Linked DNA regions of Homo sapiens: region 1 is linked to region 2. Evidence: read pairs that join two places in POLR2A ChIA-PET (ENCODE). Cell type or tissue: OCI-LY7. All regions are shown on one strand. Each heading gives the region's core, and the rest is flanking DNA. Links, peaks and the distances in the headings are about the cores only.

Region 1 (10,103 bases), core at 1,092-9,091, 140 kb before region 2:
TGTAGGTTACAACGATTTTGTAGATACTAGAGGAAACATGGGCCTTGCCAAATGCTGAGGAAATGGTGAATATGGTTTGGCTTGTGTCCCCACCCAAAATCTCATCTTGAATTGTAATTCCTATAATCCCCATAATCCCCAAATGTCAAGGGAGAGACCAGGTGGGGGTAATTGAATCATGGGGGCAGTTTCCCTCATATTGTTCTCATGAGATCTGATGGTTTTATAAATGTTTGGTAGTTCCTCCTGCATTCACTCTCCTTCCTGCCGCCTGGTGGAGAAGGTGCCCGCTTCTCCTTTGCCTTCTGTCATGATTATAAGTTTCCCGAGGCTTCCCAGCCATGCTGAACTGTGAGTCAATTAAACCTCTTTCCGTTATAAATTACCCAGTCTCGGGCAGTTCTTTATAGCAGTGTGAAAATGGACTAATACCAAGGTTGTAGTCTGGAAAAGGAGGGAAGGATCAAAGTTGGGAGAAGTTAAAAGAACATGGGAGAAAGGAGAACACAGTAGCACAAGGAAGGGAGGAGCGTTCTGTATCCCACTTGCTTCACCTGGTTAAGGCCTGGACGAGGAGACTGCCCATAGGGATGAGTTCCAGTAAAGACATGAGGTCTCTTTTTCCCCCTTACAGTATGGCTACTTCCTTGGGGTACTCAGAGTAAAGAGCACACGGGGTATCTGTTGCAGTTGCATGGTTGTGTGCTCATACCACAGAGAGAAGAGAATAAAACGAAGTCTCTCACCCCAGTCAGTGACAGACACCTGACTGGTGGTGTCTTCAATGTGGATGAAAAACTGGACAGACCCTCTTGGAGATGACTGTCAGATAGAGAGTAAGGTTGAATTACCTAAACAGCTTCCATCTTTCTCCATGGGCTGAATCGCAGTTGAGACTTTCTCTTCTTCTATTTGGGAATTAGTTTGCTTACCGTTATAAAATGTACAATCCATACCATCTTTCCTTTTACTTTTTGTTTGGTGTGTTTTAAATGATGCCTTATCTATAATACACCTAAAGACCCTGACTTGCTCTCCAAAGTGATTACTCTAATTAGTATTTCCACCAGCTATATGAGAGCTCCTGTTCCACAGTCTCAACACTTGATATTGTCGGACGTTTAAATTTTCCTAAACTGATACATATGAAATAATATCTTATAGTTTTAATGAAGTTGAATGTTTAAGAAATCTATTTATTGATCATTCAATTTTCCTCTTCTGTGAATTGCATCTTCATGGTCTTGCCATATATTTGTGAGGAGTCTTGCTTTTTCTCTTGATTCATAGGAGTTCTTTAGTATTATCTGGATACTAGTCCTTTACTGGTTATATGCACTATAAATCTCTTGTTTCAACATGTGACTTGTCTCTTTCACCTTATTTATTGCTTTTTAAAAATTTTTAAAGAAGTTGTAAAATTTTAAGGGATAGTATTTGTTTTTTTAAAAAAATAGGTAAGACATTGATATGATTTGGCTGTGTCCCCACCCAAATCTCATCTTGAATTACCACATGTTGTGGGAGGGACCCAGTGGGAGGTAATTGAATTATGGGGGCAGGTCTTTCCCATGCTGTTCTCGTGATAGTAAGTCTCACGAGATCTGATGACTTTATAAAGAGGAGTTTCCCTGAATATGCTCTCTCTCTCTTTGCCTGCTGCCATCCACGTAGATATGACTTGCTCCTCCTTGTCTTCCACCATGATTGTGAGGCCTCCCCAGCCACGTGGAACTGTAAGTCCATTAAACCTTTTTTCCTGTATAAATTACTCAGTCTCAGGTATGCCTTTATCAGCAACGTGAAAATGGACTAATACAGACATTCTTGAAGTTCAAAATTCAAAGGCATGAAAGTACCCAGTGAAAAATCTCCCTCAGGCTGGTCATGATGGCTCATGCCTGTAATCCCAGCACTTTGGGAGGCTGAGGTGGGTGGATCCCTTGAGGTCAGGAATTCAAGACCAGTCTGGCCAACATGGTGAAATCCTGTCTCTACTAAAAATACAAAAATTAGCCAGGTGTGGTGGCAGGTGCTTGTAATCCCAGCTACTCAGGAGGCTGAGGCACAAGAATCACTTGAACCTGGGAGGAGGAGGTTGCAGTGAGCTGAGATTGTGCCACTGCACTCCAGCCTGGGCAACAGAGTGAGACTCTGTCTCAAAAACAAACAAACAAAAACCTCCCTCCTACTCCATCTAGCCTTCTAGTTTCCTTTCTTGCAAGGAAAACAATGCAAAAAAAATGCTATGCTGCTACAATAAATAACCTTTTACAAATAATCGTTCTTCAGTTTTATCTGTATGACAAATTCCTAGCAATGGAATTGCTGGGTCAAGGATATATGCACTTGTAATGTTGATAGTTATTGCCAAATTGCCCTCCATAGAAATTGAGCCAATTTACCCTCCCACCAACAAAGCCCCCACTTTCCTGCACCTTCGCTGACACAGTGTGTTACAGAACTGATCTTTGCAAGTCTAATAGGTTAAAAAGAGGGATATCTCAATATAGCTTTTAAAATAAAATGTATTTTATTTTATTTATTTTTCAAATAGGTGATATATGCACATAGTATAAAATTTAAAGGAAACAAAAAGGTAAACAGTAACAATTAAGTCTGCCTTACACCTTTATTCCATAGCACCCAGTTCTGTCTAGAGGGAACACAGTTACTAGCTTCTAGTATATCCTTCTAGAGATATTCTATGCACATCCAAACACATATTTAAATATGGGAGGATTTCTCTTATTTGGACAGACTTGTGTTTTCTTTTGCGTTGCAGTCTACAGTGATCAAAAGGCTCTTGCCATCACTATAGCTAGAAATATCTTCCTGTTGGAATTTTTCTTATTTTTGAGACAGGGTCTTACTCTGTTGCCCAGGCTGGAGTGCCGTGGCACCATCAATGCAGCCTTGACCTCCCAGGCTCAAGCGACCCCCAATCCTCCTTCCTCAGCCTTCCCAGTAGCTGGGACTACAGGCATGTACCACCACACCTGGCTAATTTAAAAATTTTTTGTAGACATAAGGTCTCACTCTGTTGCCCAGGCTGGTCTCAAACTCCTGGGCTGGGCTCAAGTGATGTTCCTGCCTCAGCTTCCCAAAGTGCTGAGATTACAGCTGTGAGCCACGGTGCCTGGCCTCTGCTGGAATTTTGAAAGCATTGTTCCATTGTCTTTAAGCTTCGTGTTGGTGCTAAGAAATCTGAAACCATTCTGATTATTGATCCTCTGTAGATAACCTGTTCTCTTTTCTTCCCTCTAGAAGTTTTTCCTTCCTGTTTCTGAAATTTCCCCATGGTATACTTTGGGGTTGGTCTGCATTTTTTTTTTCCATTATGCTGAGCACTAGGTACAAACTTCTAATCTGAAAACTTGTGTTCTTTAGTTTGAGGATGTTTTCTTGAATTATTTCTTTGATTTTTGTTTTTCTCTCTGCTTTCTGATCTCTCTTTCTGATGTTGGACAACTTGGCCTGGTCCTCTAATTTTATATTTGGTTTTCTATTCTCCACTTCATTGCCTTTTTACTCTACTTTCTGAGATTTCCTCAACTTTATCTTCCAATGCTTTTTTTTTCCATTTCTGTTATTATGTTTAAGACCTCTTGCTTGTTTCCTAAATGTTCCCTTTTTATGGCATTTTCTTTCTTATTATAGTTTTTTTTAAAAAGCTTTATATTCTGAGTTAGAGATTTTCCTGCAATGTTTGTTAAACCTTGGTTGTCTGTTTCACAAGAGTTTAAAAAACTAGTGAGAATTCTGAGCTAGTGAGTGGGGCTTATCAACTTTGAGTTTCACTCTACAGGATTTGGTGGCCTGTGTGTTGATGAATCTCTAACGTCAGTCTCTTTAGGTAAAATTTCCACTTGTATAGAAATTTTCAGTCTCTTGCTTGGTGAGTAAACTTCTGGCTGCTGCTATTCTGGGAGCCAAATGGTGGAAGGCAGTTTGGGGAGGGCTGTCATTTCAGGATTAAGCATTTAGTGTGCTTTTGGCTTCTGATTTGCCTATTTTTGGTACAGTACCAAATGCCTTGTCTGTGCCTGATATCCTCAAAGACCCTTCAATTTACTTTTTATAGGGAATAGCTTCGAGATTTCTCCTGGAGTAGGAGAAAGGCAGTTATTCTGGGGAAAGAAGGGGCAGAGAGATCTAGGGATGTACTGTTTCTTAAACGGCTCTCATCCTATCTTTCTTATTTTAGCACCTGCCATGCTTTGCTGCTTTACTGTTAGCGCCAGAGACACTCTCATTCTCAGTTCCTGAGACTTTTAAAAGTAAATCAGGTGGTTTCTCAGCTTTCCCTCCACTTGCCAACTTAGGGTTGAGCTGTTGTAAGTCTGCAGTCATAATCACAGATCCATCTGCCTCTAGCTTCTAATATGGTGTAGCTACATTTCCTCTTCTACCTCCCTGTTCTGGAGGGCATACGTGTCCTTTAAAATCACATTAATGTGGTTTTCCTAGGTTAGAGAAAGCAAAGTTAGATACATCTAATTCAATCAGACATCTTAACCTTGAACCTCAATTTTTAAAATGTTAATGTAATCAAATGTATTTATGGTTGTCTCTATGGTTTGTGCTATTCATGACTTCCCTTCCAAATTTTTGGTTTAAAATAGTAATATGTTTTTTTCATTATCATTTTGGTATTATCTTTAACCCTGGAAGTTATTATTTCAATTTATTTATTTATTTATTTATTTATTTATTTATTTATTTATTTATTTATTTTGAGATGGAGTCTTGCTCTGTTGCCCCGACTGGAATGCAGTGGCATGATCTTGGCTCACTGCAACCTCCGTCTCCTGGGTTCAAGTGATTCTCCTGCCTTAGCCTCCCGAGTAGCTGGGACTACAGTCATGTGCCACCACACCTGGCTAATTTTTGTATTTTTAGTAGAGATGGATTTTCACCATGTTGACCAGGCTGGTCTTGAACTCTTGACCTCAAGTGATCCTCCTGCCTTGACCTCCCAAAGTGCTGGGATTACAGGCATGAGCCAGCTCTCCTGGCCTATTATTTCAATTTAAATATGAGGAATTGAGGCTGAGTGTAAATGACTTGCCCAAGTTTACCCAGTTAGCACATTATATTAGTTCTAAGTTTAGGACTGACCCCTCCAAGTTTGCTGATGCTAGGCCAGGACTACATGGTACCAACTCTTGATATTCTGAAATGAATTTTCTTTCCTTCTCTTTAATTTCTAAATTTTTTTTGTACTTAACCTCTTGAATTTTTACTCTGTTAGGGACTGAATTGCGTTACCCCCAAATTCTTATATTGAAACCCTAACCTTCAATGTAACTGTATGTGGAGATAGAACCTTTGAAAAGGTACCTAAGGTTAAATGTGGGCATAAAGGTGGGTCCCTAATTCGATAGAACAAGTATCCTTAGAAGGAAACAAAGAGACACCAGGGATGTGAGCACCGAGGAAAGGTCACGTGAGGACACAGTAAGAAGGGCCATCTGCAAGCCAAGGAGAGAAGTCTCAGGAGAACCAAACCCTGGTGACATTTGGATCTTGCACTTCCAGCCTTCAGAACTATGAGAAAAATGGATTTCTCTTGTTTAAGCCATGCAGTCTGAGGTGTTTCTCTATGGCAGCCCTAGCAGATTAATGCACTGTCTCTCAATCTGCTTTGCACACCAACCTCTTTTGTTAGTGCATTGGATTAATATTTATTACCTATAGAAAGTTAATGATGACCCCCAAATCCCTGGGTTGTCTGGCAGCAAAGAACAATCTCAGCAAATGGGTTGTCCTCAGTTCTGTTTCTTGGTTGTGTGGCTTCCTGAATCATAGGCCGCTTGCCTGCCTAGTTTATTCTCTAGGTCTTCATACGATGTAGGAAGAGTCAACATGGTGGAAAGATGAATCCAAAGAAGAAAGGTTTTTTTCCCTGAAGCCAAGAGCCCAAATGGCCAAGTCTCACACCCCAAGCCTCCTTTCCCTCGGATCTCACCCTGGCCCCATTAGCCTTTCTTCTTTTCTCTTTTCTTTTCTTTTCTTTTTTCTTTTCTCTTTTCTTTTCTTCTCCCTTCCTTCCTTCCTTTCTCTCTCTCTCTCTTTCTTTCTTTCTTTCCTTCACAGTCTTGCTCTGTCATCCACACTGGAGTGCAGCGGCACCGATCTTGGCTCTATAGCCTCCACCTCCCAGGTTCAAGCGATTCTCCTGCCTCAGCCTCCCAAGTAGCTGAGAGGCAGGGTTTCACCATGTTGGCCAGGCTGGTCTCAAACTCCTGCCCTCAAATGATCCACCAACCTCGGCCTCCCAAAGTGCTGGGATTACAGGTGTGAGCCACCGCGGCCAGCCCCCATTAGCCTTTCAAAGTGAGATGGCTTCTCTGGGGAAGAGCCAGCCCCATGCTTTTCCCATCTCCAGTTCCTTCGTACTGCCCCACTTCCCTTGTATGAGAGAGGGAGAAAAAGGAACTGGAAAAAGAGAGTAAAAAGGGTCAATCCAACAGAAACACATCCCTGAGTATCTTGTCTCAATTATTGAGAGATATCCCTGAGAAAAGCATTCTCCCTTGACTCACACTGGAGTACTTTTCCTTTGCAGGTAGGCACACAAGGAAACCATTTAGTTTGTAGCTAAAGCATGCATCACTTAACTTTAGTTAAAAAGCTTACTGGCAGGGTGCGGTGGCTCACGCCTGTAATCCCAGCACCTTGGGAGGCCGAGGCAGGCGGATCACTTGAGGTCAGGAGTTCAAGACCAGCCTGGCCAACATGGTGAAGCCCCATTTCTACTAAAACTAAAAATAAAAAAATTCGCTGGGCATGGTGGTGGGCCCATGTAATCCCAGCTAGGAGGAAGGAGAATCCCTTAAACCCAGGAGGCAAGGTTGCAGTGAGCAGAGATCGCACCACTGCACTCCAACCTGGGCGACAGAGTGAGACTGTCTCAAAAAACAAACAAACAAAGAAACAAACAAAACTTAATTTAGGCCAGGCACAGTGGCTCATGCCTGTAATCCCAGCACTCTGGGAGGCCGAGGCAGGTGGATCACTTGAGGTCGGAGTTTGAGACCAGCCTGGTCCCCGTCTCTACTAAAAATACAAAAATTAGCCAGTGCCTATAATCCCAGCTACTCAGGAGGCTGAAGCAGAAGAATTGCTTGAACCCAAGAGTCAGAGGTTGCAGTAAGCCGAGATTGAGATCATACCACTGCACACCAGCCTGGACAACAGAGCGAGACTCTGTCTCAAAGAAAAAAATTATTTTTAAGTATATTTTAAAACTTGGGGGCTGTTGGTGGACAATCTAAGGTAACAAAATAAAAGTTATTCTAATGCATGTGATTATTATGCAATCCCCCTTAATTGAATGAAGTATCCTTCTTCCCCCAAGGCTATATTCTTTTTTCAATTCCAGGAAATTTTCTCTTTCATATTCTTGACTTGTGGTTTTTCAAGCTGCCTGTTGGTTGTGTTTACTCAGAAACCCCTTTGGTTAGGACTTTGAATTTGCATACCCTGTTTTCTGAGTTAATTAAGCCTTCTTGACTTCTTGTGATAGGACTACTTAGTGCTCTTTCGTTTTTCAGTTTTTTGCTGTGTTGGTGTGTGTGTGTGTTTGTTTTTTGTTTTTTGTTTTTTTTTTTTTTTGAGACAGAATCTTGCTCTGTTGCCCAGGCTGGAGTGCAGTGGCGCAATCTCAGCTCACTGCAGCCTCTGACTCCCAGGTTCAAGCAATTCTCCTGCCTCAGACTCCCGAGTAGCTGGGATTATAGGCATGCACCACCACTCCTGGCTAATTTTTGTACCTTTAGGAGATACAGGGTTTTACCATGTTGGCCAGGCTGGTCTCAAACTCCTGACCTCATGATCCACCCACCTCAGCCTCCCAAAGTGTTGGCATTACAGACGTGAGCCACTGTGCCCAGCCATTTTTCATTTTATTTGTTGATTCACCATTCTGTAAGTCAGTATACTGTTTTCTGTTTCCATTCATGCAGTGTGGAGTCTATCAACAACTATGGTCTTTCTCAGAGATTTGACACCCACTCCCAGCACTGCCACTTACTAGCTGAATGAGAGAGGCATGTCAGTTGATCCCTTTGAGGATCAGCGTCCTCCATCAAAGGGGCCTCCTTCCTCAGAGGACTGCTACAGAGAGAAGTGAGATACTGTATATATTAAAATGCTCTGTTGGCTGGGTGCGGTGGCTCATGTCTGTAATCCCAGCACTTTGAGAGGCCAAGTAGAAGGATCACTGGAGCCAAGGAGTTTGACACCACGCTGGGCAACATAGGGAGACATTTTCTCTACTGAAAAAAAAAAATTATTCCAGTGTGGTGGCACGTGCCTGTGATCCCAGCTACTTGGGAGGCTGAGATGGGAGGATCACTTGAGGCTAAGATGGGAGGATCACTTGAGCTTGTGAAGTCAAGGCTGCAGTGAGCCATGATTGCACCACTGCACTCTGGCATGGGTGACAAAGTGAGACCCTGTCTCAAGAGTAAAAAACAAGGCCTGGGGCAGTGGCTCAAGCCTGTAATCCCAGCACTTTGGGAGGCCAAGGTGGGCAGATCACCTGAGATCAGGAGTTCGAGACTAGCCTGGACAACATGGCAAAACCCCATCTCTACTAATAATATAAAAATTAGCCAGGCATAGTGGCACATGCTAGTCCCAGCTACTCAGAAGGCTGAGGCACGAAAATCACTTGAACCTGGGAGACAGAGGTTGCAGCGAGCTGAGATTGCACCACTATACTCCAGCCTGGGCAACAGAGACTTCGTCTCAAAAAAAGAAAAAAAAAAAAAAAAAGAACAAACAAACCTCTGTTAACAATAGAAGATTTGGCCAGGTATGGTGGCTCACACCTGTAATCCCAGCACTTTGGGAGGCTGAGGCAGTCAGATCACCTGAGGTCAGGAGTTCAAGATCAGCCTGGCCACCATGGTGAAACTCCGACTCTGCTAAAAACACAAAAATTAGCCGGGCGTGGTTGTGAGCACCTGCAATCCCAGCTACTTGGGAGGCTGAGGCAGGAGAATCGCTAGAACCCGGGAGGTGGAGGTTGCAGTGAGCCAAGATGGCACCACTGCACTCCAGCCTGGGCAATAGAGTGAGACTCCATCTCAAAACAAAAAAAAACAAAAAACAAAAAACAATAGAACATTATAAAATTGTTATTGCTCTATGATGTTTATCATTATCTGTTCTAGATTCTAATACTCCTACTTTTACTTTCTGGGTTCTTGTTTTATCCTGAATTTACACTGAAATTTTGTTTTTGTTGTTGGCCCCAGATTTGTTAATTTTATGTTGTTCTTTTTGTATTGGTACTTCCCTTATCTCAGGCACTTTAATTGGAATTTTAGTGGAATTAATATGAAAAAAAGAGCTCCATCTAACACCATAAACTACAAAGACCTAAAGAGAAGCATTTTCATTATTTTTTTTTTCCGTTTAGGTGGAGGGTTGATCTCGCATTGTACTAATTGAGTAAATTGAATGTGAAAAAGGTGTTGAGAGTTGAGCCATCTAGGTGTGAAGAGACAAGAACACATTAAGCACGTGTAAAGAAAAGCTCAGATTGAAGAGGTGGTTGGATTTTGTGGAAGCCAAAATCACTCCTCTGATAGGTCTTAGTTATAGGGTGATAATTTTAGGAACAAGAGACTTAAGGGAATTAAATACTGTGTAGAAAATGCCCTTCTCAGTGAAATAAAGAAAAGAAGATTAGAGAATATTTATATCCTAGTGACCACAAAAATAACATAAACAAAGAGAAATGGGCCAAAGGTCTTTTAAGTTATTCATACTTTGAATTTAGTTGCAAGATTCCCTTCCTATGTTTACTAATGTGGTGAGACCAAAGCTAGGATATGTAATAATTTAATCAATTAATCTTGTAAAGCATATTTACTATAAAGCTTATTTACTAAAAGAAACTGTATTTGTTCTAGTAAAGTACTCAAAAGAAATTGAATTTGATCATACTAGCTATGAATGATCTCACCAGCCCTGTGATAACCTGCCACACTGTAAATGAATTTGTAAACCTTGTGTTCAATTAATACATTACCATATATACTATGTGGAATTTGAGTGGCTATCTACTATTGGTGCAGAAAAAAATG
Region 2 (10,103 bases), core at 1,456-9,455:
ATTCACCTCACCTGCCATATGCACACACTGTCTCTACCATCCTCCAAATATAGTTATCACAGGTGTGTCTACTAAACCAATATTTAGTGTTTACAATATTGTAACTCTATAAATGTTCACAGCTGACCCATGTAGAGTACTGTGATATCATTTCTTCTCTTAATAAATTTTTGTTTTTCTACAAGTTAGTATTTTTTGTTGTTGTTTGCTTCATTTCCTGAGACAGCTAACCTGGAACCTCTTAATGCAATTAGGACTGGTTACTTTCTAGGCCTATTTCATAGTTGTTATCCAGGGACTTCTCTTTTCATCATCCTTAAACTTCTTTGCCCTCTTTTGTACTGGTTCCCCTGTTTACTGTTTCCTGTATTTTCTTTCTTGGTTTACTTATTTCCTTGGAGTACATTTTTTAGTAGCTTTCTGAGAAAGGATACATGGAAAACAAAAACTTCCTGACATCTTACATGACTGAAAAAAATCTTTATTCTTCCTTCGCATTTGATCAGTAATTTGTCTGGGTATAAAATTCTGAGTTGAAAGTAACTTCTACTTCAAGTTTGCAAGTCATAGTTCTATTGTTTTCTTTCTTCCAGGGTTACTCTTGAAATCCAAAGCCAATCTGATTCTTTGTTTGTATGTGATCTTCCTTTACCCCAATCTCTAGAAGCTTTTAGGATATTTTTAACCCTCAAAATTCCATGATGATGTGTCTAGGTATGGGTATTTTTTTGTTTAAGGGCATTCCATGGACCTTTATAAGCTGGGAGTTCATGTCCTTTAGTTCTCGAAAGTTTTTGTTATTATTTGGATGTTAGGCAAAAAGAATTTTAGAATGAATTATGCTTCTCAGTTCTTGTCACACATCAGATCGTACAAGGTCCTTTAAATTTTTATCTTAAATTTCTGAGCCCTACTTCTGTTACCTCTTTGTATAACATTGTGGTTGGTACATTCCTTGATTATATATGAAACATTGTAAAATATGTAGTGGAGCTGTGTATGTTTAGGTATTGTGTTATAGACCTTGCAAAGGTCTTTTTCTTTTTTATTCAACATTGATTTGGGGATCTTTCTGTTTTGTTGTAAGTATGTATAGTTGTGTCTAATGTAGAATTCTGTAATGCAGATCTACCACATTTTACTTTTCATTCCCTAGGAATTGATCCCTGAGTTGCCTTTCTGCTATTTCAAATACCCTGTGTTATATATACTCTTGTACATTATTATAGACCTGTATAGAAGTTCTCTAGGATATATACCCAAGATTGTGATTCCTTGGGCATAGAGTGGGAGAATTAGTGTATGTGCCTACTTGAGTGCTTGAGAGTTCTTTTTTGCTCACATGTTTGCCTTTACTTGGTTTTATCTTTCTTTTTTTTTTTTTTGTTTGATAGAGAGTCTTGTTCAGTTGCCCAAGTGAGTGCAGTGGCATGATCTTGGCTCACCGCAACCTCTGCCTCCTGGGCTTAAGCCATTGTTCTGACTCAGCCTCACGAGTAGCTGGGTTTACAGGGGCCCGCCACTACGCCTGGCTAATTTTTGTATTTTTAGTAGATACGGGGTTTCACCATGTTGGCCAGGCTGGTCTTGAACTCCTGACCTCAAGTGATCCACCCTCCTCGGCTTCCCAAAGTGCTGGGATTACAGGCGTGAGCTACCGCGTCCAGCCTCTCATTCTTATTTTATAGTATATTTGTGTTGTTTCATAGATGCTGTATTCTTTCTGGGGATATTAATGATAGTTTTAAAAATTTTGTTACCATTGTTGTCTTTTCTTTATTGAGGCTTTCCCCAGATGTCTGGTAGTCTTGTGGCTGTCCATTCATATTTAAGAATGAAGTGCCAAAAACTGAATTGGAAGCTCTATTAAGTGTGGCTTGTTGAAGGGTGAAGAGAGTAGCTGGTGGCCATTTTTTTTGTGGTGGGTGGAGGGCATATACTCATAGGTTTGTTTCTCTTGGGCTAGTCAGTTTCCCTGAGAGTCTCCAGTCTCTTGCCAGGAGAATGTGTGTCTGGCTGCCATGTTTTGAGAACTCATTTTAGAAAAGGAGCTTGGGTTTTTACTGTTGTGCTCATGTAATTCTGTTATCAATAAGGCACCTCACCCCCACCCTCACCTGCATTGGAGCACCCATTTGAAGGGATTACTGAAGGATGGTTGTCTGGTTGTGAAGAGTGGAGGAGGAAATCTGGGCATGTGATGGCTGTTTTGTAGACTTTCAACAAACCTTCTGATTTTGAGCCCAACTCCTCACTACCTTAAGGAGGGATAGTACCTGGATGATCTGTCTGAAGCATCCTGTTTGTGGGTAGGTAGTGTGAATCAGCTTGTTTCTTATTGCCTTCTTCGTTTGCAGGTTAGGCTTCAGAGTTTTCCACTTTGCTAGTGACATATAATTTGTCTATTTTATGGCTTCTTTTAGGTTTTGACACCATCTCTGATTCTTTTGCTTACCTATTCTCTTTATGCCGTGGTTCTGGTTCATTTATTTGAAAAAAAAATTTCTTTATAATTTTAGTATTCTACCATGTCTACCATTTTATTTCTTTACATAAACTCTTTGTTTTCTCCTCTGTTCATTTTTTCACAGCATTTGAATGACCACTGTGTGCCTATTGAAGATTAAAATTGAATTTCTGGCTTTGAGTTAATATGATATGGGAAGAAAAGTGCAGTCTATATGTGCTAATTCCTGATTTGAAATTTGAAAACCCTCATAAGTGTTCTTAAAACAGATATATTACAGTGGTTATTAAATTCATTAATGGATATGAATTGAATGAAGGCAAGTTTTTGCGATTAAAAATTTTTTTACTACTGAGGGAACGAACCCTTTATGTCATCTTCTGGAAAGATTTGTCTTTTTTTTTTTTTAACCCCCCAAAAAATCATTCAACTTTTAGATAAGAGATAATTTTTCTCCTTCATAAAGACCATAAAGATCAGAACTTCTGAAGAAATAACAGCATACTCAGTTGAAAAAATAGTAGTGAAAAGTATAGAAATTCAGTGTTTTAGGTAGGTTGATAAGCTTTATCATAGTAAACATATGCTTTCAGCTCTACTTTTTGAAAGTTTTTTTCTTGTATAATCAGTATATTGCTTATCACAGAAAATTTGGAAGATAAAATAATATTTCCATATTCAAATTTTATATGCTGATATCTTCTCTTTTCTTTTTTTTTTTTTTTGAGATGGAGTCTTGCTCTGTCGCCCAGGCTGGAGTGCAATGGCACAATCTCAGCTCACTGCAACCTCTGCCATCTGGGTTCAAGTGATTCTCCTGCCTCAACCTCCCGAGTAGCTGGGATTGCAAGCGCCCGCCACCACGCCCGGCTAATTTTTGTATTTTTAATAGAAATGGGGTTTCCCCATGTTGGCCAGGCTGGTCTCGAACTCCTGACCTCTGGTGATCCGCCCGCCTTGGCCTCCCAAAGTGCTGGGATTACAGGTGTGAACTACTGCGCCCAGCTATATTCTGATTTCTTAAGTTACGAAATATTTTTCGAAAGTATAGAGAATAGTGTAGGTTGGGTTTTTGTTCCCAGCATTCAGATTTTTCATGTTAGTGTTCTGTTTTCTCAATACATTGTGAACATTTCCTTTAACCAAGCCCTCATATTGGAACTTTTAGGTTTTTTACAATTTTTCACTAGAATAATCACACTGCAGTGAACAGTCTTACACATACTACTAGTTTTGTTTCCTTTATGTACATTCTAAAAGTGGAAGTATTCAATTCAGGGTTTGAGTTCTCCAGATCCTTGACAGATATTTTCCTTTAAGTGTTTTGATATTGAGAATGTCTTTGGAGAACTTCCCAGCTTGGGAACCTATAGATACTGGGAGTTGGGGGTCAGAATTTGGGGCAAAGGTTATGATAAACCTCTCAAAGGAAAACATTTGAAACTGGGCTGTGAAAGAAAATATGTATTGCCATTGGATTATTGGTTAGAGCTATAAGATGAGGCCAGAGATGAACACCTATGAATCATATGTCTGCCACATTGACTTCTCACAGGAAAAGCTTTATTGAAGGGTTTTTCAAACTTTGCTTTCATTGAACACTGAAATGCTCTTAATAAAAATAAAGCTACTCCTTAATTATCGTATAGGAAAAGAATGGGTAGGATATTTCAAATTTTAATTTTCTTTTCTAATTTCTATTAAAATATTTTAAACGGACCTACTATCGTTTGACTAGAAGCTGTTAACATCAATAATTTATATTTTCAAATGAACTGAACACTTTATACTTATACTCCACTTATTTAAATTCATAACTTTTTTGTAGTCATACTTTCTTGTAGTTTTGGTTTTTAATAGTAAATGCATATCATATACTTTCTAATAAAATTATGCCTGATTTATATGGTGGAATTAAGTATATTAGGATTTCAAGTTGTTCCACAAGAGTATTATGGATTTTAAATATTCAGAACATTTAGAATGTGTTTGAGATTTACTGATTAGGTGGGCTGACCCAGTGCACTGAATATATAACATCTTGAATATAATAAAAATATAAAAAGATCTACACTCATTGTTTTGGGTTTAGAGTGGTGGAGAATGGTATTGAATGAATCCAGACAAAAGGATCTTGCAGGACCAAGAAGTTTAGACTTGTTCTAAGAAGTGGTTAAAAACGTTGTAGTTCCTTATCCATTGAAGTGATACAGTGAAAAGGGTGTTGAGATTAATCTGAGGGCTGTGTAGGATGAATTGAGGAGCAAAGAGTCTGAGGTTAAGAATGCTGGTTTAGAGCTGTTGTAGTTATCTAGGTGTCAGTTGACACAGACTTGAGCCAGGCTGGTGGCAGTGGGAATAGATCGGATCAGATAAAATCAAAGACTTTGGATAGAATAAGCAAAATTTGATAATTGAGTAACTAGACATGAAGGAGAAAGTGAGGGGATCTGTCTTTGAAAGAGTGTGTTTCTATTTCACCACCAGTATTGCATCTTGTTTTTAAGTTTATTGCTTCTTTGGCTTTATTTCTCTAGAAAACAAGAGGAAATTTAGGTATAATGGCTTTAATTTTGAAGGCTTCTGATTCCTGAGAGGGTACTTTGAAAAGTAACTTACAATTTTTAATTAGTAGCTTAGGTGATAACACCTAAAAATATTTGCTTAGGATAAACTAATTTTCTCATACAATTACTTTGTTATTCCTCTTATTACAGACATAGAGATTTATTTCCTTTCTTTCCTATCAAAGCTATCTTCAGTCCAACTTCAGCCTTCATTTTCAACTGTATTTTACATTGTTTTAAAATAAAACTTTTGCTCTACTATAGTGATTTTCAACTGCAGATGCATATCAGAATTTGCTTGGATTTTTTTTTTTTTTTTTTTTTGAGGCATGCAGTGGTACAATCCTGGCTCACTGCAACTTCTGCCTCCCGGGTTCAAGCCATACTTATGCCTCATCCTCCCAAGTACCTGGACTCACAGGTGCATGCCACTATGCTGGCTAATTTTTGTATTTTTAGTAGAGGCGGGGTTTCACCATGTTGGCCAGGCTGGTCTCGAACTCCTGACCTCAAGTGATCTGCCCGCCCCTTGGCCTCCCAAAGTGATGGGATTACTGGTGTGAGCCACTGTGCCTGGCCCACTTGGGGATCTTAAAAGGAAGAAAAACCCAGAGGTGTCTGTCTGCTTCAGACACATTAATTAGACTCTTTAGAGGGACATTTGAGGCTTGTGTTTAAAAAAAAAAAGAGTCTCTCCCAACAGAACAAATGTAATCCCCTCTCCATCCTAAGAGGGGGCAACGAATCTCATTTATGGATACTGATGAGATATTTATGTTTTAAAAAATCTCTCTCTCTCTCTCACCCAAAGTCTAAATGCATCCATTGAAGTAATAGAGTGAAAGGAGTGAAACTTAAAAATCTCACCAGTATCCATAAATGAGATTGGTTGTCCCCTCTTGGGGTGGGAAGTCTAAATACACACATACATGCGTGTGCGCAGACACACGCACACACACACAGACAGTTTCTTAGAGCAGTTTTGGGTTCATAGCAAAATTGAATGGAAAGTACAGGGTTTCCGTCAACCCCTTGCCCCCACATGAATATAGACTCTCCCACCATCAACATTGCACAAGCTCCAGAATGGCTCATTTGTTACAAGTAATGCTGTAGACTGAATGTTTATGTCCCCTTACGATTCATGTGTTGAACCCAATCTCCAGTATGGTGGTGTTTGAAGATGAGGCCTTTGGGTGATGAAAATGGAGCCCTCATGAATGGAATTAGTGCCCTTACACGAGATCACAGAGAGCTCCTTAGCCCCTTCTGCTATGTGAATACACAGTGAAAAAAATGGTCATCTGTGAACCAGGAGGTGGGTCCTCACCAGATACTGAATTAGCCAGGGTCTTGATTTGGACTTTCCAGCCTCTAGAACTGTGAGAAATAAATTTCTATTGTTTATAAGACACCCAGTTGATGGTGTTTTGTTACAGTAGCCTGATCAAGCTAAAACAATTGATGAACCAACATTGGCACATCATCCTCACTCTAAGTCCATGGTTTACATTATGGTTCATTCTTAGTGTTGTACATTCTTTGGGTTTTGACAAATGTGTAATAGCATGCATTAACTACTATTGTATCATACAGAATAGTTTTCCTGCCCTAGAATTCTTCTGTGTTCCACCTGTTAATCCTGCCTTCCCCCAAAACACCCAGCAGCCACTGGGTTTTTTGTTTGTTTGTTTCTGGTTTTACCTCTTCCAGAATGTCATATAATTGGAATCATACCCGTGTTTTTTTTCAAACAGCTCTCAGTGTGACAAATATAACAAATAGAATTGGAAAGGGGTAATACACACCATCACCAAGTGTGTTTATCCAAAGAAACAGGATCATTTGGTATTAGAAAGTCTATTAATATAATTCACCATATTTAATAGTTCAAAAGAGAAAAAATAATGACCATTTCAGTAACTCCCAAGTATAAACTATACAAGGGCCAGACAGTGGGAAGTATGCTTTTACATGTTCTTCACCTTATGAGGTATCATTATGTCCATTGTACAGATGAGGAAACAGGCTCACAGAAGTCTACTGTCTTCTGTATGTGATTGGTCTGCAAAGCAAATTTGAACATGGGACTTGTGGAAGGCTAGGCTTCATTTATTCAACTTGCTGCCTATGACACTTTAATAAAAAAGCAGTTGAATATTTAATTTTTGCGTAACATTTCTTTCCTTTTAGATTTTTTAAAAAGTTTGGAATCATTTCAAACTACAAAAACGTTTTAAGAAGTGCACGAGACTTCCTATATGCCTTCATTGACATTTCTCAATTGTTTATCTTTTGCCTTATTTATCATTTATTCTTTCTTTCTTTATATATATATATATGTATGCATGCTTCCAACACTGGCTTTAATTGCTTACCCTTACAACTCCACATTGAATACAGACCTCTAAGTTACTTCCTTAAGTCTAATTTTAGGTTTTTGGTTTTGTTGGAGTTTACTGTTGGCTTTTTCCTTTTTTTGACCTGAAACTGAAACTTAACGAATCTTTTTTTTTGTTTTGAGATGGGATTTTGCTCAGTGGTGCGATCTTGGCTCACTGCAGCCTTGACCTCCCAGGCTCAAGTGATGCTCCCATCTCAGCCTCCCAAGTAGCTGGGACCACAGGTGCCTGCCACCATGCCTGTCTAATTTTTTTGTATTTTTTGTGGAGACAGGGTCGCTACAAAACTCGGCTCAAGTGATCCTCCCACCTTGGCCTCCCAAAGTGCTGGGAATACAGGCGTGAACTACCGCGTCCCACTCAGATTTTGAATTTGGGACATCATTGCAACACTACTATTATTGTGCCATATTGTGATATTTCATAGCTAAAATGCTGCCTGCTTCAGGAAACCAGCACTCTTCTTTATATCATTTTTCATCACCTTTAAATATGATTCCCTTGGAATTATTCACAAGTTCTCATCCGTATTACACCCACCTTTTAGTCTGATAAAGTTTCTGCCAGATTTCCACTGAGTAGACATATTAATCTGCTCAGGCTACCATAACAAAATACTGCAGACTGTGTGGCTTAAGCAGAAATTTATTTTCTCACAGTTCTGAAGGCTAGAATTCCAGATCAAGGTGCCAGCAGAGTTGATTTCTGGGCACTCTTTTGCTTGCAGACAGCTGCATTCTTGTCTTCTTATGTAGCCTTTCTCTGTATCTCTCAGAGAAGTCTCTAGTGTCTCATTCTGTTATAACGACACCAGTCTTATCAGGGTGGGACCCTCATGACCTCATTTAACTCTGCCTCCTAAAAGGCACTATAACAAAATACAAGTCACACTGGTGGTTAGGGTGTCAACATAAGAGTTTTGAGGGGACGGCACAATTCAGTCTCTCTCAGTAGATCACTGGGTGTATAATGAGACCTGTGTTCATATCCTAGCTCTATCTTGTATTTAGTGTGTAACCCTGGCCAAGTCACTCTGTGAGCCTTCTGATTCCTTATCTGTAAAAGGTGAGAATGATATTTTTTGCCATAAAGGTTTGTTAAGAGATCCAAATAAAATAGAAGATGTGGTAGCATGTTATAAATTAGTGATTCTCAACCCAGGTTTGCATCAAAATCATGTTCGTATATGTAATTATTTATGCAGCTTTTAGCATAATAAGGAGCTCTGCTGACCCACTACCCAGTAAACTTAGGGTAAAGTATTTCAAAAACAACCATGGAAAGCCTCTGGAAATGGTCCTAGGATATATGCAGTAAATGAATGAGAGAAGCAAAAACTGACAGAAACAGAGAATTCAGTAATAAGAGTTGGAGGCTTTAGTACCCCACTTTCAGTAGAGGACAGAACAACTTGGTGGAAGGTCAAGAAGGAATCAGTACAATAAACCCACTAGACCTAACTGACATGTATAGACCACACTACCAGCCAGCAGCAGTCAAAAATATGTATTTTCAAATAGAAATATGTATATCCTGGAAATATGTGTTTTCCAGGATAGCAAGTGTTATGTGTGCATTTTGCTGGGCTACAAAACAAGCTAGATAAATTTTAAAAGGATCCTGTTCTTTGATCACAATGGAAAGAAATTAGATCAGTAACAGGAGGAAATTTGAGAAACTCACCAATATGTGTAAGTTAAAGAACATACTCCTAAATAACTGATGGGTCCATGAAGAAATCAAAAAGGAAATCAGAAAACACTTTGGGATAAATGAAAATGAAGACATCGTGTAGGAATACTTAGGGATACAGCTAAAGCAGTGCTTAAAGGGAAACTTAGTTGTGAATGCCTTTGTTAAAGAAGAAAGGATGCTGGGCGTGGTGGCTTACACCTGTAATCCCAGCACTTCAGGACGCGGAGGTGGGTGGATCACTTGAGGTCAGGAGTTGACCAGCCTGGCCAACATGGTGAAACCTCGACTCTACTAAAAATACAAAAATTAGCTGGGTGTGATGGCAGTCGCCTGTAACCCTAGCTACTTGGAAGGCTGAGGCAGGAGAATCACTTGAACCTGGGAGGCAGAGATTGCAGTGAGCCGAGATCATGCCACTGCCCTTCAGCTTGGGCAATAGAGTGAGACTCTGTCTCAAAAAAAAAAAAAAAAGGAAAGAAAAGAAAAGAAGAAAGATCTCAAATCAGTAACCTAACTTTCCACTTTAAGTGACTGAGTTAAGAAGAGCAGAGTAAACCTAAAGCAAGCAGAAGGAAGCAAATAAAGAGTAGAGTGAAAATTAATGACATAGAGAATAGGAAAACAATAGAGAGCATTAAAGATGAATAAAATTGACAAACTTTTAGCTAGATTGAGAAAAACTCAACATTTTTCAGATTTCCTGGGCACAGTGGCATATGCTTGTAATCTCAGCACTTTGAGAGGCCAAGACAGGAGGATCACTTGAGCCCAGGAGTTCGAGACCAGTTGCCCACATGGTGAGACCCTATCTCTATCCCCCTAGCCCCCCAGCCCAATATATAATAATAATCTGGGCATGCACCTGTAGTCCCAGATACTTGGGAGGCTGAGGTGGGAGGATTGCTTGAGCTGGGAGGTTGATGCTACAGTGAGCCATGATTGTGCCACTGTACTCTCCAGCCTGGGCAACAG

The links. Peaks named below come from ENCODE experiments on the same cell type or tissue, not always from the same donor. Only the 100,000 strongest peaks of a DNase experiment are listed, where the experiment ranks them.
Region 1: POLR2A ChIA-PET joins it to region 2 with 10 read pairs; 2 of 35 experiments call an interaction of 5 or more read pairs at or near these places.

The regions. Positions count from the first base shown.
Region 1 is chr3:122,640,513-122,650,615 of GRCh38, reverse strand. No RefSeq gene overlaps it. Among named protein-coding and RNA genes, the nearest start is that of PARP14, 35 kb to the left of the region's middle. In OCI-LY7, for the core only: no CTCF peak of the experiment used is centred there; DNase peaks (open chromatin) are centred at 3,795 and 4,315; H3K4me3 peaks cover 884 bases; H3K27ac peaks cover 877 bases.
Region 2 is chr3:122,500,530-122,510,632 of GRCh38, reverse strand. The region is part of intron 1 of KPNA1 (karyopherin subunit alpha 1); the gene reads left to right. Among named protein-coding and RNA genes, the nearest start is that of KPNA1, 9.4 kb to the left of the region's middle. RefSeq lists enhancers at 1,845-1,894, 2,055-2,104. In OCI-LY7, for the core only: no CTCF peak of the experiment used is centred there; no DNase peak of the experiment used is centred there.